Linked DNA regions of Homo sapiens: region 2 is linked to region 1. Evidence: chromatin contacts called from ENCODE POLR2A ChIA-PET data. All regions are on one chromosome and are shown on one strand. Each heading gives the region's core, a stretch centred on a gene start or an enhancer-like site at or near the end of the contact. The rest is flanking DNA. Distances are from core to core; before and after follow the strand shown.

Evidence for each region. ChIA-PET counts read pairs that join two places held with the same protein, here RNA polymerase II (POLR2A).
Region 2: POLR2A ChIA-PET joins it to region 1 with 10 read pairs in activated CD4-positive, alpha-beta T cell. The contact joins the promoter of ARHGAP35 here to the promoter of SWSAP1 in region 1. POLR2A ChIA-PET finds 5 or more read pairs at or near these places in 2 of 52 experiments (WTC11 and activated CD4-positive, alpha-beta T cell).

What each region holds. Positions count from the first base shown.
Region 1 is chr19:11,373,398-11,376,097 of GRCh38, reverse strand. SWSAP1 (SWIM-type zinc finger 7 associated protein 1) reads right to left here and starts at 1,432. Exons shown (of 2, transcript NM_175871.4): 1 at 1,169-1,432; 2 at 1-585. The coding sequence starts at 1,417. The coding sequence ends at 82. RefSeq lists enhancers at 703-752, 773-852, 1,083-1,132, 1,353-1,422 and a silencer at 1,523-1,602.
Region 2 is chr19:46,859,627-46,862,326 of GRCh38, reverse strand. ARHGAP35 (Rho GTPase activating protein 35) reads right to left here and starts at 1,330. Exons shown (of 7, transcript NM_004491.5): 1 at 1,118-1,330. It overlaps LOC124904791 (translation initiation factor IF-2-like), which reads left to right. Exons shown (of 4, transcript XM_047439803.1): 3 at 1,007-1,270; 4 at 1,431-2,700. The coding sequence ends at 2,102. RefSeq lists a silencer at 1,022-1,561.

The sequences.
Region 1 (2,700 bases), core at 183-2,682:
CTTTGGATCTGCATATGTCCCTGAGGTAAGTATTCCAGCCATGGGAAACTGAAGCACAGAGAGGTAGTCACCCACCAAAGCTCAGGGCTGGCCTCCAGAGCTTGAACCCTTGCCTGAGCTGGGGTCACCAGCCTGGGTGGGCCACGGAGCGATCATCATTTCTCCATCTGATCGGAAAGTCACCCACCACTCTGTTCTGGGGCCCAGCCCGCCTGGCTCCAGGCAGGCTCGGAGGCCGTGCTCTCCTGGACCTGGTGCATCTGGCTGCAGCCAGCACTGGGCAGGAAAATACCGCTGGAGCAGTGCCAGGTGCAGGACGTCCCCACTACCTGCTTCCTCCTGGGTCTGGAGGGCCACCATGAGCCCACAATCCCGGCCAGGCCCAAGCCGGTGGCTGAAGTGGGCAGCTGTGTCTAGAAGTAAGGCAATGAGGTAGGCGGCTTCCTGGGGCTCTGGGTCTTCCGCTAGGTACTCTTCTAGGCCGTCGAGCAGCAGAAGGGAGGGGGCTGGCCCCGGGGCCTCATGGGCAGAGCACAGGAGCCGGAAAAGCTCTCGGGTTGAGGGTGGGTACTGGAAGCGGATCTTCTAGAAGGAGAAACAGAAGGAAAGGGCCGGATTCAGCACAGGAAGCCAGACTCCTTAAAAGTAACCCTGCCTCCTTGCATACTTTCCTTGGTTCCAGGATGAACCAGTTCAGAGCTGTTAAATATTCTTATATTCGCCCGTTTTTCCAGCACTCATCACTGCCGAGTATTAGTTGAGGGCAAGCCATTTTTGCTTGTTTGTTTTTGGCCAAATCTCTAGCGCAATTTTTCCACGGAAAACCCTCCCCCAGCATTCTCGGTCTGACCCCATCCTTGACACTAACAGGAACCAACTCAGGTCCAGAATGGACCCAAGCTTAGCCCCGCCCCTTGATGGGCCGGACTTCAATCTCTGGGCACCGCCTCTTGCTAACACCGCCCATCATTGGATGGGCTCTCACTTCAATCTTAACTAAGCTCCGCGTGGTGCCACTCCTCACTCCGCCTGCCTGACTCCGCCCCATCGTGGCTGCCCTGGCTCGCTCTTCCACCGTCCTCTCCATTGGCTTGTCTACCTGTTACTCAATATCCCGGATCTACTCCACCATTGGCTAGAACGCCTCTGCTCCCACCCCCACGGTTACCTGGAGTCGCATTGGGTCTAGAGTCGTTCCGGTCCCGCGGGGCATGCTTTGAAGAGGCCTTCGTGTCAGGAAGAGGACTGGGCCTTGGCCCTCCCCCGCCGCCTCTAGGGCCGCAGCAAATAGCAGCGCTGTTTTTCCAGATCCTGGTGTACCGAGCAGCAGCAAAGGCGGTCCGGCGGCAGGCATGTTCTCCTCCCCGGACCAGGCCGCACCGCCCCTGGTTAGCACCCGCCTCAGCGTCTCCGCCATTCGCCGCGTAGCTCTGACCAATCGGTGGCTCGTTCCCAGCCTTAGTCCCGCCCAAGCCGTGGCCGCATCGGTACAGTTCACTTAGTTTCTCTATTGGTCTAGGAATCTGTCCATCAAAACTCGATTCCTCAGGTGAATGGGCAAATGGTTAGAACCTATGCGGAGGAATGGGTGCATTCGAGGGAAATAAGACCCTTCCCTGAGGGAGGCTGCTGGGGGAACCAGCACGAATACTATTATTGTCAGCTAATCAGACAAATATAAGGGTTGAAAGTTGGAGGAGTAGACCAGAATGAGTGACATATTATTTAAAGGCTCCTAGCCTCAGTTTGCCCTGCTGTAAAATGGGGCTTATGATATCTCAGAGGAGTATTGTGATCGGCATGTATTTGTGTGTGGTTTTGCTGATGTCATCCAATGACAACTGAGAGTTTTGGAGAGGGGGATGAGCTGTGTGCTTGTCTTTCTGTGCACCTGAGTATGGGCCGGAGTGTGTGTCTGGGGACACAGGCTCGTGGACAAAACATCAACGGCCATCCCCGAAAGTCTGTGAGATGAAGCCTCTCAACTTACTTCCTCACTGGCTAAGGGGTTCTGTGGGGCCGCCTTTGTGGTACGGGGGGAAGGCAGGACCGCAGGACAAAGAAGGAAGCAGGAGAGATAAAGAGACAGGAGCTGGAAGACTGAAGGAGAGATACAGCAGGGACATTGTCTTGTTCACTTCTGTTCTCCAGTACCGAGAATAGCACCTAGCACATTTGTAGGTTCTCAAATACGTGCTCGTTAAGACAATGAAGGAAGGGAGGTGGGATTGATGAGAAACAGGGAGAAAGGGAGGAACAAAGTGAATGATCGTGATCCCTGGCTGGATCTTCTCACCCAGACTTCGCCCCAGAGCTGCCACTCACGCCTGTGTTGCCCTGGCAACCTTGTCTCCTGGTAACTCCAAAGTGGTGCCGTTGCCTGGAGACCCAGGGGCAGGGAGAAAGTGAGATTTCCTGGGCTTTCTCTCTCCCTCTGGGACCAGAAAACAGCTCCACGACATCCCCCAACACACCCACTCACACAGCTGGGCTCACTCACACCCCTCTACACACACACACACACACACACACACACCATGGCATCTCTGAATATATTCTACTTTCAGAATCCCCATCATCCACATGCTCCAACCTTGCCCTATCCTGACACAAAGCATCCCATACAAACTCTGTCCCACATTCATCCCCCACACCCTTTCTCTTGCAAAACACGCAACTATGACATTGCCACTACACACA
Region 2 (2,700 bases), core at 81-2,580, about 35 Mb before region 1:
GGTGGGGAAGAGAGGAAACCTCCAAGAGAACACGGGCTGAAACTGAAGGCAGTCTGAGTTAGGGATACATCATTTAAGTGAATAGCAGAAATGGGAGACCTGCAGAGTCAGAGAAGGGGGAGGAGGCTGCTTCCCGGGAAGGCAGAGTCAGAAGCAAGCAGGTGAGGGGAGCGCAGCAAGATCTGAGGTCGGGCAAGGGGCAGAGCTGAGAGGCAGAAAGGTCTGGAAGAGAGGAAAGGGTCTGAATGGTAAACGGGAACAAGAGCTGAGAAGGGGAACAGGCAAGCACGGTGCAGCCAAGTCCGAGGGGATCAGGGGAATGAGCTGGGGCACGGAAGGGTCAGAAAGCCAGCCGAGGGGCATCCCGGGGTGCAGCAGGCTCTGCGAGAGGGCAGACAAGAAATGCGGGTAGTAGGGCCCACGAGGGAACGGGATTCAGTCCAAGGGGAAGACCTGGGGCAGCAGTGCCTGGCCGAACAGGGGTCTCAGATGGATCTCCAAAGGGTTGGAACCGCAGGTCCTAAAGGGACAGCTCCCAGGGTGCAACAGATTCTGAGACAGGAATAATAGCACAGAAGGTAGGTCAAAGAAGGGGCCGAGGACAGATCTGAAGGGTGGTGAGAGCAGAATCGAGAAGAGGGAGAAGCGTCACGGATCTCAAAAGTGGGAGCCACAATTAAGAGATGCAGAATGGTCAATGAGGAGAAGATGGGTCCCAGGAGCACTGCAGAGCCCGGGAGGAGCGAAGGGCATTATGGAGGGGTGGAAGGGGGAAGGGGGGCGCAGAATTGGGAACCGGTTGGCTGAAGTCGGGTAGGCTCCGAGGCAGACACCGAGATCCCAACGGGTCGGGGATGGGGGCGGCGGCGGGGACAGCAGGGCTGGGGCGGGCAGGGGCAGGTCCAAAGGGCAGGAGGGCCCCACGGGCCGGGCCGACGCGCGAAGCGACGGGGACGGCGGGGCCCGGGGGGCTGGGGGGGGGGCCGCTCCTCCCCTCCCCCTCCAGCTCCTCCATTGTTCGCGGGCTCCGGGCCCCGCCGTCCCCGCCTCCCCCTGGACCCCGCAGCGGGGCGGCGCCCGGCCTCGCCGCCCGGGGCCCGTGAGCTCGCGCACTCACCAGCTGGGCGCCCTCAGCGCGGCCCCGGCCTCCAAAATCCCGGCAGCAACGACGGGGGCCCCGGCGCCATGTTCCCCTGCTCCTAGTCCAGCGGCGGCTGAGGCGGCGGCGGCGGCTCCGGCGGCGGGGGGCCGGGCGGACCCTCCCTCGCGGGTTCCCTCCTCCGCCTCCTCCACCTCCTCCTGCCGCCGCGCCGCGGCTCTCCCTCGGGGCGGGGGGCGGGGAGGGGAAGGGGGGAGGGGCGGCAACCAGGGGGAGGGCGGACCAGCCTCGCTCACTCCCTCCCTCCCTCCCTCCCTCGCAATGGCGGCAGCGGCGGCACCTCCTTCCTGCGACGGCCGCTCCCGCGCGCGCGCCCCCTCGCTACTGCGCGTGCGCGGCGCGTGGACCGTTGCAGGGGTATAACGGCCCCTGGGCGCGCGCCGCGAAGGGACAACCAGCGAGGCAGTGGGAAGAGGTCAGAGCGCGTGCGCACCCGAGGGGCTTACTGCCACAGCCGCTGCCTGAGGTTAGGAACGGCCGCGGACGGTGCAGTGCGCGTGCGCCCCCGAAAATGCCGCTATTGCGGCGGCCGCCGTCGCGACTGAGCGCGAGGCGACTTGCAAACGAGCAGAGGGAGCGGGATGGGCGAGCGCGCGTGCGCGGGGGGCTGCCAGCCGGCGCAGCTGCTGGCGCAGGGCGGAGGGAGTGGTCCGCAGGAGCTGCGCGCGCGTCTCAAGCAGCCGATCTACTGCCTCGCGCTGGCTCCTGGAGAAAGCCGAAGGAGAGAGGCATGGCCCGGTTTTGGGGGTGGGGGGCGAAGGGCGCGATCCCGCTCGCGCGGGACCTGACCAGCCAATGGGAAGCAATGGGAGGTGGGTTTGCCGCGCGAGCCGCAGCCGCCGGGATAACGGAGGAGGCCAGAAGGAGCGACGTAACGTGGGGCGGTGGGGCGGGGCTGAGAAGGAGGGAGCGCACCAGAGAGGGAGTTGATTGGAGGATATGAGGAGGCGTGGCCCGCCTCAGCCCAATCCGAGCCCCGCAATTCGTCGTCCCGGAAGAAGAGGCGGGGCTGGAGAGCGCGTGCTCTTTCTCCTGGCTGTGAAGAAAATCTGCAGCCAACGCGCGCGTCCATGCAACTTGTTTTTGGTTCTGTGAACGACTGATCCCCAGGAGAGGGAAGACGGCCTGGTCCTGTGTGCAGCCCAAGCCTGTCACTTAGCATTGTGCAAATGGCTACAAATCGAATGTCAATTAGGGCGCCTGAAGGGAAAAGAGTAGTGATGGGAGAGGGCACCGCTGTAACCCTTGACTCCTCTGAACTGAGGAGGTGTTCCTCTGGGACTCCTCCGGAAGTACAGATCGTGGAAGATGAGCTTCCCGGGCGCCGAGCCAATATTTGTGGAATGCATGAAGAAAGGCTGTTTCCTATTACATTTGGCATTTCTGCCATCAGTCTCTTCATCTATAAAATGGGATAATAATCGTACCTCTCTCGTAGGGCTGCTGTGAAAATTAAATAGATTATATTTTGCAAAGCTCTTGAAATCATGCATTGCATACATAGTAAGCGCTCTGTAAGCGTTGATAAATAAAATTACAGG